2 separate regions of the Mus musculus genome follow, and region 2 is linked to region 1. A link is a loop called in an ENCODE intact Hi-C map of the cell type or tissue named here. Cell type or tissue: gastrocnemius. All regions are shown on one strand. Links, peaks and the distances in the headings refer to the core of each region. The heading gives the core; the rest is flanking DNA. Region 1 overlaps Klhdc8a (kelch domain containing 8A). Region 2 overlaps Gm30242 (a long non-coding RNA gene).

Region 1 (10,388 bases), core at 2,945-5,444:
GAAAGAAAGAAAGAAAGAAAGAAAGAAAGAAAGAAAGAAAGAAAGGAAGGAAGGAAGGAAGGAAGAAAGAAAGAAAGAAAGAAAGAAAGAAAGAAAGAAAGAAAGAAAAAAGGAAGGGAGAGAGAGAGAAAGAAAGGAAGGAAGGAAGGAAGGAAGGAAGGAAGAAAGAAAGAAAGAAAGAAAGAAAGAAAGAAAGAAAGAAAGAAAGGAAGGAAGGAAGGAAGAAAGAAAGAAAGAAAGAAAGAAAGAAAGAAAGAAAGAAAGAAAGAAAGAGAGAGAGAAAAAAGGAAGGAAGGGAGAGAGAGAAAGAAAGAAAGAAAGAAAGAAAGAAAGAAAGAAAGAAAGAAAGAAAGAAAGAGGGCAGGGTACAGTTTCCTCTCACAGTCAGTGCTTTCTCTGAGCTTCTGAATTTCTGACTTTAATTGCTCTGTGCTATACCTATAGTTCCCACCTGACAGGCTCTCTGGGATGTCCTGGGACACATGGGTTAGTGACAGCATCACAACCTGAAGAGACCTCAGAAAACTGTGGCTAGAGGACTAGAAAAGGAGTGGCTTACATTTGCCACGCACAGAGGGGTGTTCAGGGTGGACGGGACAGGCAGATGGGGAGGGGCTGAGGAGAGAGGGAGTCTGGAGTGCTGAGTGGGAAGGGGCAGGCTGGAAGGATAGCCTTTATGGGGAGCTGAGGCTGGGGCTTTTATGAGGGCTGGGAGGCTGAAGGGAAGGTTGAGTTACTGAGCCTTCAGTCAGATTTATAGCCAAGATCTCCAGAAGGGTGGGGGGAATGCAGTGAAAGTCTGGGCAGAGAGGGTACTAAATATTTCGTGTGGTGATGGGGGTGCAAAGGAAGCCAGTCACTGTGTGAGGGAGAGGGTCTGCCTAGGGTGGAGCCTGCTTCACTAAGGCTCTAGAAGCTCCTGTCCCAGGTCCAACAGGAACAACCTAGAAAGGAAGGCCCCAGTCATCCCCCTTCTTCAAGTCGGGGCTGTGGAGCAGGGGATTCTGGGAACGAGAGTTATATGTCATTGTTTTCTTACATTTGTTTACTTTTGAGATGGAGAAAAGGACCAAATGCTTATTTCCTGTTGAGCAGTAGGCACAATGATTCCAAGTCTTTATCTTGTCCAGGTGAGCGAGCAGGGTGGACCACCCCAAAACGGTGGCCACCTAATCCAAGGTTAACCAGAAGAAAAGCTTCACGAACCCAGGGAGCCCCCACAAACTCCAAGGCCACTGGCGGCCAGCCTGGAGTCCAACCTGGCTGTTCCTTATGGCATAGGCAAACAAGAAGGCAAATTTTAACTCTCCACAGCCTTCAGACCCTGCATGCACCAAATGTCCAGACACTTCTCTGTCTCTATCCATCCTCCCGAAGACCCTCTGAGTCATCTGTGAGTTATTTCCTCTTGGAAGGATGGAGGTAGTGTGCGCGCGCGTGAATACACACACACACACACACACACACACACACACACACACACACACACAAGCTGTCTATGCAAGAGAAGAGGTCTTGTCAAATTGGGGTTAGGGTGGGGCTTAGGCACTGGGTCCTTCTTGGCTCATCCCCAGGGAAAGCCATCTGAAAGGACAATCTGCTGTTCACTTATCCGTACTCTGCTGCAGCCTGTGCTGGCACTGTGCAGGGTATCAGCCAGGTACTAGGCAGAGAGGGCAAATGAGGAAGGTCGGGTAGTCCCTCCATGGTGGAGCTCGGCAGCTTTCTCAGGAGTCAGAGTACAGAATACCTTTAGGCCTGATTCCTCACTGGTAACACAGAAGGATCTCAGCCCAAGTGTGTTTCTAAAAGTTCCTCTAGCCCCAGTGGCAAACTGTGGTATGGAATCATTAGGGGGAGAAGTGATGATACAGAGGGGACAGGGCAGGGCAGGGCAACAGATGACCCTGACTTGGCAAGAAGCACAGAACGCTGTAGCCGTCCATCCTTCAAATGATAAAGATTCTGGGTGTGGAGACATGGCCAAATGGTTGAATTGAAAGGATTCTGAGCTAGGCGTGGTGGCCGGCCTATGCCTTTAATCCCAATGCTTAGAAAGCAGAAGCAAGTAGATCTCTATGGGTTCAAAGCTAGCCTGGTCTACATAGCAAGTTCCAGGCTAGTGGAGGTGGGGGCTACACAGTAAGACCATGTCTCAAACAAAAACAAACAAACAAACAAAAAACCGGGGGGATGGGGTGGGGATGGGAGGTAATTTTAAGTCTGGCCACAGCGGACAATTGAGAGCAAGTGTACATGAGTTACATGAGTGTGAAATCAAAGCTATGGGCATGACAGATGTCCATAAGGGGGCGTGTATGATGTGTTTGTAAAGATGTGCTTGAGTGTGGGTGGCCATTTGCATGAAAAGTGTGCACAGGGAGGCATGTCTGAATGAGAGGGTGGATGGTGAGTACGCGTGTAAGGGGAGCAGGGTGCAAGTGTGAGCGAGAAAGGAGAGTAGAGTACAGGCAGTGTAGATGTTGGGGAGGGGGGTTCTGGGGGCAGTGCCAGGAACTGGCTTAAGGCAGTCAAGGCACATAGACTGCATGTCTGCAGTGTTCACTCTCAAGAGTCTGTAGGAGCTGGATTATAAGCATTTTGTTCCATAGAACACACGAGGGCCCTGGGGCTTCTGAAAGGCAGGTACACAGCTGCCCATGCAGCCCAAGTAGCTTTAGCGTTTGAGAAACAAGTCATTGAAACAAAGAGGATCATAGCACAAGAGGAGCACAACTTTTCTCGGCATCAGTGTAGGGCACTCAGGGAATCCAGCTCTGGCCGCCGGCTGGCTCTCCCCCCTTCCCTGGGGACCGTGCCTCCTTCCACTGGCACTGTGATGGGGAAGGAATAAGGCCGGAGACCCACCACCAGAACATGGTCCAAGCTTTCCACTCTAAGCCTCAGCTCCCCTCAGGGTCAGCTCAGACCTTGCCTTGCCTTGGGCTCTTCCAGTCAGTGCAGGAAAAGTGTTGCTCTTGCGCTTTTCTCGGGAGGCCCGGCTCTAACCATGGGCTTGATGCAGGAGTTCAGGAGTCAGAAAATTCTTGTTTTCCCTGCCCTGCTCATTGAACTTGGTGTGATGGTGACCTTCATTTGCTCTTAATTTCCTGCATGCATGAAGTCTAGACTCTTCCACAAGGCATGTAGAGATTTTGTTGTGGATCTGCTGGCCTGCATTACAGTCTCATGTCCCCAGAAATGCCTCTGCATTCTTCCACATGCTCTCCCCAATATTTAAATCCTTTCAGTAGTCCTGATTTTGAGGGGATGGGGTGAGTCGGGGTCTCTCCATGTAGCTCTGACTGTCCTGGAATTTACTATGTACACCAGGCTGGCCTCAAACTTACAGAGATCCCCCTGCCTCTGAGTGTTGGAACTAAAAGTAAGCATCGTGTCCAGTTTCTGACTCTGGAAGTCTGAGTCTCATTATGTTGCCCAGCTGGGCATCAACCCCCTCCTGTGCTCAGCGCTGACCAGGGTACTGAAGCAGGTACTGTACCACCTTGTGAGACAGACTGGGAACTCAGGAGGGTAAGGGACCTTCTGAAGGGTGTGGTGAGGGGAGGCCTGTGGCAACTGGATGTGTGAGGCCTGAGGCAGGTCGTTGGCTGTGCTCCCTCTGAGATGTGAGGCATATAGAACCACACGTTTTAACACAGACATCAAGGGCTTCCCTCACCCCTCACTGAGGTATCCCTAGTCTTCCCACAATGGACCTTGGGCAGGGGTGACCCTAACAGATACCAGCTCCAGCTTTAAATTGCTCTGATAAGGTCAATATCTAATTCAACCTCATAGAACCTGCTGGGCCTCTAAGGTTCCAACTATCTTAAAAGGATCCAATTCTATCCTCAGATGTGGTATGGCTTGGCTCCTCTTGGGTTGGGAATGATATGGGCAGGACAGAAGTAGAGGTTGGAAAGGGAGAGGGAGCTTGCTCTGAGAAGCCACCTGTCCTCTGTAGCTCCCCGACTCTTTTTTTTCTAATGGTTAGTTCAGGGGTACTTAACGGTATTGGATCCATAAGCAATGGAGGTTTCTTTTGTGGTCTGTTCATTAGAGGCCACAATCTTCCGCTTCACCTCAGTGAGGAAAAAACTGCTAGGCCAGCAGGTGGCAGTGTCCTCCTGGCACCCAAAGATAAAGCCAACAACCCACCTCCCTTCATGATCCAGGTTTCACTAGGTCCTTGAAGATCCAGCGGGGAGTATGACCCCTACCACCACCAGAAAGAAGGGCCTCTGACCCCTGAAACCCTGATAGGCTATCCTCCAGCTCTGGCTCCTTGGGAGGCAATTAATCACCTGAGCCCTGCCTCTTCCACAGCCTGGGGGTCAGGGGTGGGGGCTGGGGAGTCATTATTCTTGGTGTCCTCAGGGCTAACTCAGAGCTAGTTCAGTTTGCTTTCTGTGCTGAGGATGGGACTCAGGTCCCTGAGCATGCTGGGTAAGTGCTCTTCCCCAAGCTAGATCCTAATCCAATATGAATGACTGGGAAGTAGCACAAAGAGCTGCTGTGTAGGCCAAAGGGAAGGCACATCCATCCATCCTTCTGACCCCCTTATGGCCACCCAATTGCTTTTAAGTCAATTAACAGGTCTTTCATCTTTTGCCTAAAATGAGCTTCAGCAGAATTGATCAAGGTTAGACATGGGTATAACCTAGAAAAGATTGAATGGTCACAACCTTGGCCAAACATATGTGTGCGTACCAAGAGAAGGAAAAACTGGTTGGTTTTCTCTTTGAGCTCTTTGAGAGTGGGACAGCTGTGGCCTAGGGAAGGTAGCACTCTTCAAGAGCAGGTGGCCAATGGGTCCCTCTTTCTCGGGAGAACACGGTGGGAGATGATCTCATGGGGTTTTCTATCTACAAACCAGGACCCTCCTGCCTTGTCTCCAGGGTCCAAAGAAGACAGGGATAAAGATGCCAATTGTTGTGCTGCTGTTATTAACCGGAGTGCAATTAATCCACCCTTTGTGGATTTGGAAGCCACAGTGTATGTAAATGAGACAGTTTCACGCAGAAACACTCTGAGAGCTGTTGGGACACAGAGTGGCCAGGCCTCAGGTCAGGAGAAGGTGGCAGAAGGCAGAATACAGAAGATATTGACACTCCATCATCACATGCCCAACTGGGACCTGAGAGGAAGAGTCTCTTCTGCCAAAGCTGTTGGCCTGGTGTGTGAGCCCCCAGCTTCCTTCCTACACAACTGCCCTAGCTTCAAGTGCAATTCCTGATAGGTAGGTGAGATCTGGGGCAGGTCTACAGTTGACTTCTATATGGGGAATGGATGTCAACCAAAGAGAAACAAGGGATTGGGGGTGCCCTGTTCTTCATTAGTTTATCTCTCACGACACTCAAACTACCTCAGAGATGGGGAAGGACAACAAGGATCTCCCTCTGGGTGGCAATGCCCTCCACCTCACGAGGTAGACGAGAGGAGGGAACTTTGCCCTGCTGTGTCTGAGCACTGAGTGAAGCTTCTCCCCAGTCCACAGCCCAGCACTGACTGACTGGCGGAGTCAGCTCTGCTTTCTGAGAGTGCAGGGTTAGAGAGAGGTCACTGAGAGCCCCAGGGCTTGACCTCTCTGTCTCTTCACAGGAGTAGGAGCCTGAGGAAGTAGTCCAAACTGCTTTGATGAGACCATTCCTCATGTCAGGATTGGAGTGATGCTGACCAGGCAAAGGTGCTGCTCCGGCCAGCTAGGAGTCAGAGACAAACAGTGCCTCTACCGCATCGCTCAGTCCCTGGCTGACACCCCCCACAGCCAGGAGGCAGTTCTTGAAGACAATGCTGGAGCAGGCACAGCGGGGCGTGGGCATGGGGGGGAGTGCCTCCCACTTGTTCTTCTCAGGGTGGAATGCTTCTGCTGTCTCCAGGACAGTGGGCTGGTTTCCTGAAAGCAACAGGGGAATCAGACCTTAGACCAAGGAGCCCAGCCACCAAGCCATGTCCCACAGTGACCATCTCCCAACCCAGAAGCAAAAACTTTGTCCCTTGTCCCTTCTTTTCCTTTTCATCTTAAAAATAGAATTGTTTTTTCCTGTCTTAGATATCAGAAGTTTTTAGAATACTTACTCCTGATTTTACACACACACACACAGCTTCCCTCATAATCTAGCCCATATAGTTGTTCATGAATGAGTATGTCTACACTGAGTAAACTCTGGTTGTTCACACACACACACACACACTGCCTTTATCACTGTGTCCTAAAGACTTCAGTGTGCCTCTAAGTCCCAGACTTTCCTTCAAAATAGCGGCAGCCTTTGAGAGGGCTCAAACCCAGAATTAGGAGCATCTATTTGATCACATGCTTTGCTATCCTAAAAGAGCTGGATGTCCACAATGGCGTTAGGTCAAGGAAAGATGAAGACTTTCCCTTTGTCTCTATCTATCCCCAGAAAGGGACTCAGGGACCTGGGTGCAGCCCAGGAGCTCATGTGTCCCTTATGATTTATAGCTCTCCATCTTCCTATTTCCAAATTGAAAGAACATATATGGGGCCCATGGAAAGGTCAAGTCCAGACCACACTGAATTCTTTGGAGTAACTCAGTGGGAGGTACGCATGGAGTCAGTACCATCCGTTGCTCCAGTGCAGTGCCAAGGACCTCCCAAGTCCCAGGGCCACAACACAGCACAGTGGAGATGCTCCATCCTTACCAAGGCCCCCAGCCACTATGACCCTTCCACTCAGACCACCAGCCACAAAGTCTGCCCGGCGTTTCTTGAGGAAGAATGAGCGTTCCATCTTCAGCCATCCCCCTGCAAGCCGCGCATAATGACAGGACAGAGAAAGAGGATTAGGCGCTAATGTTCTCTAACAAATACAGATGAATCCCATGTGGCTCTCACCCTGGTGGCCGCGCCCCTTCCATTCACCCTGGCATCCAGGGTGCAGGGAGCATGCCCTGTTGATTGAAATGACACCCTCTACCACTTGGGTCTTCTCGGGTGCTTGTCCCAGTCTAAAATACAGACTTCCCGTGAGCCCCCTGTTCTATTTAGATTTCCCACAGGAATCTGATTAAAGACAATGAGAGGAGTAATCAAGATTCCTGATTCTCCATCAGCAAAGGAAGAGGCCCTCCCTAAGCTGGTCCTGCACAAATACTGGGGATGGAGAGGAAAGGCCATAGTGAAAACAGACAAGCAGGCCAAAGGAGCCTTGAAAAGAATCTGACTCCAAGCATAGCCGTAAGTTAGGAAGGATGCTCAGACTTCAGAGAAGGCTGCCTGGATATGTAAGCAGCCAGCCCCAGGGAGACTGTCCTGATGGGGAAAGTGGGGACCAGTCAGAAGAGAGCAAGGAGCCAAGGGAATGGGGACCCAGCTCACCCTGTTCCATGTCGAACACATCCATTGTCCGGAGGAACTTGGGCTGCCGGTACAGACGGCCCTGGCGCAGGCCTCCTAGGCTGTATAAGTGGTTGTCCAGGGTCACAAAGCTGGAGAAAGCCCGTTTACAGGGAATGTTGGGGAACTTGGTCCAGGACCGAGACTCTATATCAAAGACCTCGAAGGCATTGACTGCATACTTAGATTGTCGTCCCCCTGGAGGTGGGGAGGTGGGGCAGGGTAGAGAGTAGAGGGTGAATTAAAAAAAAAAAAAAAAAAAGCAGTTCCTGAGAACAGAGAGGACTGGGCTTGCTCTTCTGTTATTCAGTCCTTTGAAAGACTCCTCAAGGCTAGGGCAATGTGATTATCCCCCATGGCCATGAAATGCTCAGGCTGTTGGCATCCCTTTCCAGGGAACTCACCCAAGGGAACAAGGAGAGGAGATGAACAAGTAGCTTGTCCTTACCCAGCACATAGATCTTGGAGCCCCGGAGGAAGGAGGTGGCAGCGTATCTTGGGGTGGGCATGGGAGCTAGTGACACCCACATGTCCTTCAGCATGTCATAGTGTTGCAAGTAGTTGTGTGGACGTAGGTCCAGGCCCATCCCTCCTGCGGCATACACTCGATAATCTAAGAAAAAGACCACAGAGAGACATGGCTCAGTTCCCCCGGCACTCAGAGACAGGCCCGGCGGCATCCACCATCTTTCAGAGGTCATGACAAGTTCCCAGCCTTTGCTCGGCTAGTGAATTGCAGCTGTTTGGTACTGTGGGGAGCACCATTTAAAGTCTCTATTCTGGCTAATCTTCCTGAACCTGCGGATGGACTATGTGCCTCGGCTTATGTCAAGTCCTTGGCAAAGCCTGGTGTACTAACCCCTGCACAGAGACAGATGGCAGTGAAGCCTAGCCCTAGATGATCCTTTGCGGGTTTGTCCCTCCACTGTCCTCCTTTCTAGGCAGCCAGAGTGGAAGCCCAGCGGAGAGGCTTTGTAATGACCTCCGCTAGTGACCTGACTCCTAGCAACTCTCAGATCATTCTCCAGCTGGTGAAGTCGGTTAGAACTAGAGTTAGCCCCACTCACTGGCCTACACACTGGGTTCTCAGTGGTTCTGTCTGCTACTCCGGTGGGGAAATGGCATCTTCCTTCACAGGTATAGAGCCTGCAGGATATGGAAGGCACCTGTGCTGAATGGAAAGAGGCCAGATCTGAAAGAGGAGGAGGAGGCAGCGGCAGTGGCGGCTTTAGGGAACTGACCCTTCAGAAACCTTGGCCTGAGAGCAGGGAGTCTCCACCTTTCTCTTCTGCTCTTGGCAGTGGGTAGCTTTCTGGGGCCTCGGCACACTGTACCCAAGAGCATGGGCAAACATTTGTGCTTCCCTAGATTTTGTCCAAATGGGTCCTTTTCTCAGGGATCTTCAGTTCCTGCATGGAGTTTTTGCTCCCAGCAGCCCTCCTCACGGCCCTCCTCACAATGGCTCCCTGACTGGTTACCACTGCAGGAAGTGAGCCTTATTTCCCACTAGCCCCAGACATCCTGGGAGGGGATCCTAGCCCTCAGCCTAAGGCTGGGGCAGGACTTGATGATAAGCACCTGATTAGCACCAATTCCACCTTCTCTTCTGGAAACACCCCCTTCTGGAAAGACTCTAACCACTCCACAGTCATTCAGCTCTGGGCTCAGTTTGGACCCACCCTCCTTCATCTGGGTTCTCTGAGCTTCAAAGTGGGGCCCAGAGGACTTGGCTGGGTGCCTCCCAAGTGATGGCATCACCATTGCTCTCTAGTCACATGTAACTGATACCAGTTTGATATGTTTCTCCCAATACACTGCAGATTGAGAATCTGTTCATCTACGAAACCAGCACAAGCAGCCGGCATTAAACATCTTCCAGCCTAACCGTCGAGCGCATTTGGCTTTATGGAGCACAGGCATGGTCATTACTTACTATCTATTTAACCTCAGAGAATTAACCTTTCTGGGCTTCATGCTGCTGCTTCTAAAATAAGAATGAAAGCAGCACTTATCTCATTGGACATGTTGAAAGTCCAAAGGGACAAAGCACCAAATGGGAAGCCTTAATTCTTAACTTACAGCATAATTTATTGAAGCTAGAGATGGGGTGTGGTCTATACTCATTATTCTCAGTGTGCCCAGGGGTGTCTAGGCCTTAATTTTTTCTTAAAAAAAAAAAAAAATAAGGTCTCACTATGTCGGGTCTTACTATGTAGCTTGATCTCATAAGCCTTCTGCTCTAGCAGAGGCAAGTTTTTGGTTTTGTTTTGCTTTGCTTTGTTTTTTCAAGGCAGAGTTTCTCTGTGTAGTCTTGGCTATCCTAGAACTTTGTAGTCCAGGCTAGCCTCTGAGATTCGCCTGCTTCTGCCTCCCAAGTACTGGAATGAAAGGTATGCACCACTAAACTCTACTGCCAGGGAAGTCTTGAATTTGCCACTCTCTGCCTCAGCCTCCAGAGTAGCTAGGATTACAAGCCTTCAGCACCAGGCCTGGCTTTTCACCCTCTTGACAGGCAGGTCACAGAAACCCTATTGTCTACCCTGCTTGAGGGGGTTCTGGGCCCCAGCTTCTCCACAATCATGCTCAGAGCCCAAATTTTCTACCCTTTTCCTTCCTTCCCAGGGTCTAAGACTGTTCCAGGGGCAAACCAGATGCTTAAGAAAAGCTGTTTTCTGATCTGGCCGTGTGTTAGCCAGTCAGCTGGGGTATAATAGTAAAAGAGACAGGGACGGATGGGAAAGCGAAAGGTCACCCCACCGAGCCTACGGTGTGGAGGCAACTGTATATGAACTTGGGGTCTCTTAACTCCCATTCTCACAAAACTTTGTGTGTTTAGCAAAACTGCAGTTGGATCCCCTCGACATCACAGACTGTATTAGGCCCAAGAAGAGTGAAATGAAGGCTTTGAGAAAGTGAGAATTTTAAAACCACATGCAAGCAAGAGAACCTGGATAATAATGCAACATGAAACAAGCTTTTGGGACATTCTGACCCCCACTCAGTAAGTCTGAAACTGCAGTCAGAAGTA
Region 2 (10,388 bases), core at 3,150-5,649, 150 kb after region 1:
AGGTATGAGCAGGAGAACAACTGCCCTCACTTGAAATCAAACACTCCGTATCTTTCTTGACCATTCACAAAGAAACCCCTCCGATCCTTCCTGTATCCTGCTTTATCTTTTTTTGTTGTTGTTGTTTTGTTTTGTTTTCTTTTCTTTTTTAGGTTCTGGAGTTGACCTCAGGACTCAAGGCCTCACACATAACTAGACAAGAAGAAACCTAGTTTTCAACTTACTCAGAACACAGTCCCCATGAGACTGTGCTATTATCCTCCCAGGAGGTGCACCAGGAGCCCCTGCCCTACCCGAGCTTACCCAAGGATCTCTTGAGCTTCCAGACCCGAGAGCAGGCAGCCTCTTTGTGCTCCAGGAAGCCAAGAAGCACAGTGTGACTGGAGACTGAGCCCTGAGCCAGCTGGGACACTGAAGGGCCTCTCCACTTCCCTGCCTCTCAGGGGGCCGGCTCTGCAGCACTCCATATTCTGCCCTCAAGGCACAACCACCCTCTTTTCTTTATTGTGGCAACTACCAGGTGTACCCTGTCTTTCCTGAAGCCTCAGAATTCCTAAGGTAGCCTTTTTTGGTACTTAACTGGCAGGCTGCCCTCCTCCGAGAAGGGCCATGCGGATTGTCCCTTTTCTGTCCCAGGTCCAGAAGCTCGGTGGTGGGCCAGTCAATCCTCTAGGCTGGCTCCACTCTCCTTCCTGGAACACCTGCTTCAGAGGATACACCTACCCTGCCCTTCCCTGCCAGATGGCCTGGCATTGCCCTTGCCAGCTCCCTGTGACTTGCAGAGGACCCCTGCCCACTCCTGGAGAGCCAGGGTGCAATGACTTCAGCCAACACTTATACTGATCGTTTAAAGTCATTCAACAAGTATTTCGGGCCAGCCTGCTCTGAGCGAAGTTCCATGCCACTCCCTGGGGCATGAAGAAGATTGAAGACATCAAACTATATCCTAATGCTCTAGAGCCTTGAGACAGGAAGACAAGACTCACAGCATGCAATGTAGCAAAAGCAAGTGCAGGTCCCATTAAACAGAGCTAGTTACCCACAGGCAGGCTCTACTGGGCAATACCGCAGCTCAGAGAGGTTAGGAGGTTTGTCCACGGTCACATAGTTAGTAAAGGGTGGAAGTGGTATTAAAATGCAGGCTGTCCAGCTTCTGGGCCAAGGTTTATAAAATGTTTGATCTGTACTAGGTGAACACAGGGGAGAGGCACAGAGGCAGAGGTTGCAGCTGCTTGGGGGCAACTGGGCAACGCTGGATCTTGGGTTTTGCTTTTCAGATACCTTGAGCAGCTTGATCCTGGCTCTGGACTCTTAGAGCCGGAGCGGCCTGGCAGCCTCACCACGCTACCTTAAGTTAAATCTTGCAGGTCAGGATTGAGCCTTGTCACAGGATGACTACAGAGACAGTCTTAGGCAATGATATCACCACTGAGTGGCAAACAGCCTGCTGTCCTACTCCATTAGGATGTGCACAGTGCAGCTTCCTTCCCTGACACTTGTCCCTCATGACATTTACATGGCGGGGGGGGGGGTGTCAGTGCAGAGGGAGTATTATCCAATATTCTCTTTCTTGCACCTGCTGCCATACCCAGCTCCCCAAATAATGACGCAATAAAATTAGTGCGTGAGGCTAGGAATGAATCTCTGGAGATGTTTGCCTAGCAAGCAGGGGGTTGTGGGCTCCATTGTCAGAAGGGACTGATTATGGTGGCCATGGTAACATAAACATTACTGGGCTGTTCATGGCACAAAAGTGTGAGGATGTTGAGTTGGGATTCCTAGCGCTCGAATGAAAGGCAGGGCACGGCCACCCAGAAGAGAGAGACAGGCAGATCCTACGGGCTTGCTACCAGGGTAGAGAAAAGAATGCCCAAAGTTGATGCCTGGTGTCTCCATGTTCATGGCACACCAGCACACATATGTGCACACACATTCACATATGCACAAAGTTTCTGAAGGATGGGTTAGATGAGGGAAAAGCATGAATGAATGAATCATAGCCCTGCCCCCCACCCCAACTAGTCTAGCAGACATCACCCGTCTCTGGGCTCCTGGCTTGTGTGGCTTAGCTTTAGTTCTGGCTCTAATACCAGCTCAGAAAACACTGTTACATCACGGTGGGAACAGTCCCAAGGATCTCAGGACCCTCTCATGGCCAAAGGAAAATCAGAGCCAGAGCCTCTGGCCACACCAGATTGGCGTTCCTTTCCTTTTGCCCCATCCCACTGCTGGCTGCTCTGCTCAGAAGCCCCAAGGGGAACCTGGAGGCCATGGTGTATAATCCCTTTTTGCTTGGTCCTCACTGCATCCTCAGTGCCCTAAGCAGTGGAGCAGGTACAGAGAGGTGGTGCTCCGATGCTGCAAGCATCCCTGGACTGTAGCTCACAGATCCCTTAGTGCTTGCAAGCACTGTGGTTGCAAGCTGCACTTGCAAGATCCCCTAATGGCTGCAAGGGCAGACAAGACTGAGAACTCTGGGGACCTGGGTCTGAGGCACACAATCTTAGGGGGTGAGGGGAGAGCAAGAAGAATGCAGAGGCCACTGACCAGGGAAGCAGGGCACCATGATGGGGCCAGTAGTATGCAGTGAGCAGAGGAAGGAGACAGAACATGCTGGTCCATAGAGGGAGGAGTGACAGGGGAGGGAGGAAGAAGAGGACTGAGCACAGAGCAAGGAGGAAGCAGGAGAGGTAGTGAAGCTGGAGCTAGGAACGCACACATAGAAAAGCCCGGTATTCCTCCCAGCAGGTCTGAGACCTATTTTGTCAAGTTCTGATTTTGCTAATGAGGAACAGCAACTAATGAGACTCGCTTTCTCTAGATATGAAGTGGGCTTGCCCAGCTATGAATCTGCAGGGTGGGTTTGAACCTAAGGCGTCTGGCTTTAGCACCTAACCCCACAGTGTGCTACCTAGGCAGGCAGAAGGCAAAGGACAGAATCCCTTTAGCCTGCCATCCCCCAGGGACAGGAGCAGTCAGGGGAGACAGGAGGCCTTTGCTGAGAGCAAGGCAAGGGGAGCTGCTGGGGTGGATTTGAGAAAACTGAGAGGTAAACTTGGCAAACTGTGGAGCTGGCAGGGACTGCTGAGCTGGGAAGAGGGAGGGGCGAGGGGGAATTTGCCTGTTCCTGGCAGGGTGCTTAGAGGAGGGTGTGTCACCAGCCAGGCAGGCTGCAGGAACAGAGAAAGGTCTTCAGGAGGTCACTGGGTTCAGCCTGGGACATTATTACCCTGTAGGTCACCCAGATAATAGAGATGCTACCTCATGCTCCCCGGTACCTCCCTCCCTGTCTCATTCTCCTCCCCCACCCCCATCCCCATCCCCTGTTCCTTCACAGCAGAACCACCATTTCTTGAAGAACCCTGAATTTCCCAGACCCTCTGCTCCTGGTGTGGCGTCCTCCCTCCCCGCCCTCCTGCAACATGTGTCTCCTCTGGAGGAGCAAGATAGACCCTCCACCAAATTCCTGCCAGCCCCTGAGCTCTTCAGAGGCTCTTCAGAGTAAAGATGTTGCTTTCCAAGGTTTTCTCTGATACTGTGGGATGCATTCTCTTCCATGTAACAAGATCATGGAGTGAGACTCTAGCCCCAGAGTGAACATGCGGCAGGCTGAAGGAGATTCCGTGGGGATCTGCAACAGGAGTTGCAAAGCAGCCAACCGACAAGTCCCATGTTGGTGCTTGGATAGGGGAAGCTGGGAATGTGGAGTCTGGGGTGGAGGGGTGTGGGGGATGTGACAGGCAGCACTTTGAACTGAGAGAGTTTTCCTCTGAGAACAAATAGCCTAGACTCTCCTGACTGGCTCGCCATCCTGTATGGCAAAGAGCCCACAGGGCCCAGAACATCACAGCCCCGCAGTGGGCGCCCTTGTTTCAGTGAGGTGTTTCAGTATACTCTGAGCTAAAGTGGCTGGTTCCTGGAGCTGTTCTCTCTACTTTCCTTACCTGTCAGGCCATGCCAGGCATCTACCTGTGGGGAAGCCCCGCTGCCTTGCAGCGGTGTGTTCTCAGCAGTCAGGCACTACACCACAATGCCGAGCTGTCTAGAAGAGCCTACTCCTCATGGCAGCTGTGTGCCCTGGTGCCTGCTACCTCTGGAACTGCACCTTCTGGCCTGCCTCCCTCTTGCCGATCTCCCTCGCCCAACAGGTCATCCTCAGGATCCCTACAGCCCTATCAACAAGGATGGGTTGGTGGGAGGGAGGCAGGATATTCTCTGAAGAGAGAATGGAGTTAGATTTATGCCAAACGGTCCGGTGTTGGGGTGTGAGTAAAGCGTCCTTTATATGATATAGACCTGTGCAGGGACCATTTACCTTCATGGTTCCCGTCAGTCTGTTCTGCAAGGCAGAAACAGAGAAAAGGCAAGAAGGAGACCTGCCTCGACGCAGTGGGAAGCTCTGCATTAGCCTGGTCCTTGGCAGGCTGTGAGCTGATCAAAGGGCACGGTTGTAAACAGCAGGGGAGGGCATCTCTTCCCAGGTCGGGAATCCTGCAGACCTCCGAGCAGCCAGCAGGGCCTTCCTGCCCTCTAGTGGCCGAGCCTGGAAGTACATTCACCTCACAAGCCGCTGAGCTGCTGGTATCTTTCAGAAGTGTCAACAAACCTTCAAGGTCTGCCATTATCTTTCCCTGTGCTGATAGAGATCTTAAGAGTTAGAGGTATATACTTGCCTTCGTAGTGGTGGATCAGGCTGTGGGAAACAGGACTGGGAAGATTCGGGTTCTTAAGTGGGGAATGTTTTTATTGTGGCAGAATCTAGGAAGGCTCTTGGAGAGGCCACTGCTCCTGTGTCCCCACCTCCATCAGAAGCTCAAGGTCCCCCTTCTTTCCAGGGCCCACCACCCTTTTCTTCTAGGGTAAAGGACTGCAAGCTTTGAGGTCAGGGGACAAATAATAAATGCTCTAAACCTGTGAGCCCTGTGTTGGAACTACCCACCTCTGTCCACCGGTGTAGCAGGAATTAGTCAAGGACAAAGCCTAACGGCATGGCTGTGTGCCAATAAAACTTTATTAACTGACGTTGAAATTGGAGCCTCGTATTATTTCAGTCATTACAAAAAAAATTATCTCTTATACCTTTTTTTTTTTTTTTTTGGTTTTTCGAGACAGGGTTTCTCTGTATAACCCTGGCTGTCCTGGAACTCACTTTGTAGACCAGGCTGGCCTTGAACTCAGAAATCCGCCTGCCTCTGCCTCCTGAGTGCTGGGATTAAAGGCGTGCACCACCATGCCCGGCTTCTTATATCTTTTTCAAGCATTTTTTTTTAAATGAAAAACTTTGTCCAGAGCCGTGAGTTCTGTTAAGTATCTGATAAAGCTGTTGCATCCTGTGTCACTCCAGGGACCCCTGAACCAAACAGAGATGGAAGTGAGAGCCCAAGGTTTTTGGAGCGGCTGAGCACTTAGAACCCAAAGAAAAAGTGTAACTGCTCTTAGCTTGCAGGCGAACAAAAACCTGGAAGCTGGGTGAAACCCCCAAACTTTGCTCTAAGATGTGGGAGTCTCCACCAAATTCATTCATGTTCAGCTCCTGTCTGACTGCTCCTTTTCAGTCCCTTTTCGTTGTTCTGTTTCTTCGTGGTCCTGCCCACCACTCTGTCTTCTCTTCGTGGGACCTAATTCATTTCTAGTTTCCACTCTTGGGAGCCTCAGGCCACACCTCAGCCGTAGAGCCTGTGCCCAACTACTCCGAAAACCTTGGGCTCTCACCTCCATCTCTGTTTGGTTTAGGGGTCTCTGGAGCGACACAGGATGCTAGAGAAAGCAACAGTTTTATCACCTCTCTGGTTTGGATCTTAACCCTGCTTCACCACCAGTCTGAGCAGGGTCTGTATCATTTCCCTCTGGGGAACTCTGGGTGTGATAAATATGCAGCCCCCTGGCCAAGTCTACACTCAGAAGCATGCTACTTGACGGTGTGTGTGGGGGGGGAGTTATGGGGTGCTGAAGGGGTAGAGCCTTTTGCACTGGGATTTACCAACCTGGATCTCAGAAGAGAAGGAGGCTTGGGAGTCAAATAGTCCTATGACACCAGAAATGGTCCCATAGCTAAGGAGAAAGGATGACGTCACATAGAGAAAACTCTAAAAAAATGCCCCAAGACCGATCTTACTCTCTACAACCAGCAGGTGGCAGCAGAGGCCATGGAGCAGCGTTCTCCGGGCCTGAGAAGGGATGCTGTTGTTTACTTCCTATTCGGGCAACTGTGTCCTACAAGGCAGGAAAGGGGACACTAAGTCAGAAGGAAGTGGTTGTTCTAGTGCTTTTCAACTAAAAACTTACTGGATAGGATCAATTGGTATATGGATGAGAACACTGAGGTAGAATCTCAAAGCCGCAATCCTTGGCTCCCCTCCCCCACCCCCCCAAACACACACACACATCCAGGTCCCTGGGTCCAAATCTCAAATGGATGGGCTACTAGCTATGGAGCCTTGTGTTCACGTTTCAGTCTTAGAGACAGAGCCAGGCATAGTGGAGCATGTGGGTGACCCCAACGCTAGGGAGATTGAAGAAGCAGGAGGATTTTGAGTTTATAGGCCAGCCTGAGAATTTCTAATTAATTAACTAATTATGAAATATATGGATATGTCTGATATATGAACAATTGAATATATATATGGACAATGCTGATTATTGGTATTTAGTCTAAGCTCCACCCCCACGGTTACCTGACTCATTATAAAAGGGGCTCTGCTTGTCCCCTCCTCTCTCTCTTGCTCTTTTTTTTCTTAAAGATTTATTTACTTATTATTATGTCTAAGTACACTATAGCTGTCTTCAGACACACCAGAAAGGCCATCAGATCCTATTACAGATGGTTGTGAGCCATGATGTGGTTGCTGGGATTTGAACTCAGGACCTTGGGAAAAGCAGTCAGTGCTCTTAAACGCTGAGCCATCTCTCCAGCCCTCTCTCTTGCTCTCTCTTGCTTTGCTCTCGCTCCTTACCCTCTTTCCCCACTCCCCTCTCTCTCCATGTGCTCATGACCGACCTCTGCTCCTCTTCTTCTCTTCTCTTCTCGTCTCTCTTCTCTCTCTCTCTCTCTCTCTCTCTCTCTCTCTCTCTCTCTCTCTCTCTGCCTTTCTCTCAACTCCCCTCTCTATGTCCTGAATAAACTCTATTCTATACTATAGTGTGGCGTGGCTGGTCCCTCGGGGTGAAGGGATGCCTCAGCATGGGCTCGCAGAAGAACCCCTTCCCCCCCCCCCTTCCCACACTTCCACCAAACATATCCCTGGTTTCTTTCTTTTTATAAAATACAACACTGGTGGCATTAGCTCATGGGATTGAGAAGTGGGTAAACATGAAAGTATCTGACACTTGGAGAATGCTTAGAAACATTTAAAACAATTAATTTTTTCCACTTTTTTTGTTGTTGTTGGTTTTTGGTTTTTGTTTTTCGAGACAGGGTTTCTCTGTGTAGCCCTGGCTGTCCTGGAACTCACTCTGTAGACCAGGCTGGCCTCGAACTCAGAAATCCACCTGCCTCTGCCTCCCAAGTGCTGGGATTAAAAACATGTGCCACCACCGCCCGGCTGAGAAAGTCTCAGTTGCCCAAGCTGATCTTGGAACTCATTTTATAGCTCGGCAGGCCTTGAACTTGTGACTTTCCTGCCTTGCACCACCAGGTCCAGCATAAGATGATTATCTTTGCCAGGCAGTGGTGGCACACGCCTTTAATCCCAGCACTTAGGAGGCAGAGGCAAGTGGATTTCTGAGTTTGAGGCCAGCCTGGTCTACAGAGTGAGTTCTAGGACAGCCAGGGCTACAACAGAGAAACCCTGTCTCAAAAAAAAAAAAAAAAAAAAAAAAAAAAAAAAAGACTATCTTTTAGGATCATTCCTGAATGGGAGCTTTCAGGTCCCTCATTCCCAGGATCTAAGCCTGGGACTCACCTAAGTGCAGAAGCAGCAGTGTTGCATGCCAGGAGCCTTGAGTTTTGGATAGTGAGGTGGGGTGGTTGGGATAAGGCCGGTGCCTGGCTGGGGTCAGCTCCCCCTCCACCAGCCTCCCCCTCCCAGCACCAGCCTGTTTGAGACCCTTAGGGATGCTCTTTGATCTTACTCCTTCCTAATTCTGTGCCTTGGAGCTAGAAGCTGCCCCCAGGTCTCCTGACCCACGTGCTGCTTTCCAACAGCATCAGATATTCAGACAAGCAAAAAGGACGCGGAGCTTGCTCTGGCCCGAGGAGAGGCTCGATATAGCTCGGAGAGTGGTGACTTCCTGCTCAAGAATTTCCTATCTTGGAGTCCTGAGATTCTCTCTGCCTGACTTTGCAGATTCTCCGGAGGCAACTTGTTCATCTGTCTCCTCTCTCAGCCCTCACAGTGGGTGGCACCAGGAAAAGGGAAAGCTGGCGTTCCAGTGTCCCCTAGACCTAGAAAATTGGTTAAAAAGGAAAGTGGCCCAGTCCCATTCCCCATCCCCACTCTAGCCCTTCCCACCACCATCCCATCCCCCACCCCCACCCTGGTCCTCGGGGCAGTCAGGGTGTTCGGCTTCTCCAGAATAAGGAGGCCAGACTGCCAAATTAGCATCTGCAGGAACCCCTGGGAGCAGAAATCTAAAAACAACTAAACGACAACCGAGGAGGTCAGAGGCCTGGAGCAGTAAAAATCGAGAAAGGCGGTGGTAGGCTAGCCTCCCGTGCGCAGGCCTGCAAACTGGTTCCCGACCTGATGCTTCAGCTCCTCTGTCTGCCCTTCCAGGAGCCCTTGCCACAGTCCCCTGGGACCCGCAGACTGCTCACTCTGAAAGGCGCTTGATCCCTAATCAAGCGGGTGGCATTTGGGGAGATCCTTCTTGATGGCCAGGTACCAGGACTCGAGCTTTGGGTGAAGTCCCTCTCCTTGGATGCATCACTCTGCAGAGTCCAGATGGCCAAAGGCAGATGCACTTCTGTTTGACTCTGATTTCTTATAAGAGCCGGAAGTATGCTGGAGGAGGGCAGAGCCTGTGTTTCGGGGCATCACAAGAGGGAGAGATGGAGCTTTGGTTCCAGCTGGACACCATAATCCTTCTAGGTCCAGGGAACTGAACCCAAAGTGAGACCCAGGATGAGCTATGTCCTGTGGGGGAGACACAGGAAAGAGAAAGCGCAGGGACTTTTGTCCAGTGGTCTGAAGAATTTAGTCAGACGCTGGGGTTAGTCCCAGCACTCAGGAGCCAGAGGCTGGCAGATCTCTGAGTTTGAGACCAGCCTGGTCTAAAGAGTGAGTTCCTGGACAGCCACACACAAGGCCAGTGGAAGATGCTTGGTGTCTTCTATCGACCTCCACCTTATTCCTTTGTTTGTTTGTTTGTTTGTTTGTTTGTTTGTTTGTTTGTTTGTTTTTTGAGACAGGGTTTCTCTGTGTAGCCCTGGCTGTCCTGGAACTTACTCTGTGGACCAGGCTGGCCTTGAACTCAGAAATCCATCTGCCTCCCAAGAGCTGGTATTAAAGGTGTGCACCACCACCACCTTATTCCTTTGAGACAGTGTCTCTCACTGAAATCCAGAGCTAGCCAGAATGCCTGAGGGAATCTCCCTTGTCTCTGCCCCACCCCAACCTCCCCACCCCCCACCCCCGCACTAGGGTTAGAGGCATGTGTGTGCACAGTTACACTACTTTCACTGTAGGTGCTGGGAATTCAGGTCCTCGTGGCTGCACAGCTGTGAGCCATGTCCCCAGTCCATGCTAGACGTTTCATAAACAATATTTCATTGAACTTCCACACAACCCTAGAAGTAGTCAGATCACTTTTTTTTTTTTTTTTTTTTTTTTTTTTTTTTTTTTTTTTATGAAAAGCAGACTTTGGAGAAATCAACCCCACTGCCAAGGCCACAGGAGTCCCGAGAGCATCTAAGCCAGACCCTCCTACGGCCAGGCACCATTTCTCTCTGGAGTGGCTCTGTGGTCTGTGACTCACAGAGTCCCATTGGGAATGGAGCTGCACCCTGATGTGTGGCAGAGATCCCCACATCCTGGAGTTTGCCCTGCTCCTGGCTGCCTTGCAGTGGAACCTGGCTGCCTCCCCTGACCTCAGCCACAGACAAAGAGCACACCAGCTCTGGATTTCAAGTCACTCACCTCTGCCAGCCCAGTCTTCTTATCTCTAAGATGATGTCATAGCATTTGTTTAACCCTTGGGTTAAAGTGACCTGCTAAATAACTGCCTCCAAGGGCTGCTCCCCTCCATCATCTCCGGGTCTGCACGCTCCCCGCCCTGCCTTTCTCTGAAGCAGTGAGGATCTGTTCTCTCTGCTTTGCCTCTCCCCCAGGTGCACCAGCCAGGGGTCCTCGGTGGCTTCCCCTGAGCAGCTGCCAGTGTCCCTTGGACTTCAAGGGTTACTGCTACTCACACCACAGGGAAGTAAAAAAAAATGATAACTATGGGGGAAG

The links. Peaks named below come from ENCODE experiments on the same cell type or tissue, not always from the same donor. Only the 100,000 strongest peaks of a DNase experiment are listed, where the experiment ranks them.
Region 2: it touches region 1 in a loop (5-fold over the local background); 19 of 42 quality-filtered maps call a loop at or near these places.

The regions. Positions count from the first base shown.
Region 1 is chr1:132,300,110-132,310,497 of GRCm38, reverse strand. It overlaps Klhdc8a (kelch domain containing 8A), which reads right to left. Exons shown (of 5, transcript NM_144810.5): 2 at 7,809-7,973; 3 at 7,343-7,558; 4 at 6,668-6,769; 5 at 3,141-5,899. The coding sequence ends at 5,706. Among named protein-coding and RNA genes, the nearest start is that of Klhdc8a, 6.7 kb to the right of the region's middle. In gastrocnemius, for the core only: a CTCF peak has its summit at 4,110 (motif pointing right); a DNase peak (open chromatin) is centred at 4,128.
Region 2 is chr1:132,151,693-132,162,080 of GRCm38, reverse strand. It overlaps Gm30242 (a long non-coding RNA gene), which reads right to left. Exons shown (of 3, transcript XR_387381.4): 2 at 8,756-8,959; 3 at 7,939-8,383. Among named protein-coding and RNA genes, the nearest start is that of Gm30242, 6.3 kb to the right of the region's middle. In gastrocnemius, for the core only: a CTCF peak has its summit at 4,528 (motif pointing left); DNase peaks (open chromatin) are centred at 3,999 and 4,513; H3K27ac peaks cover 414 bases.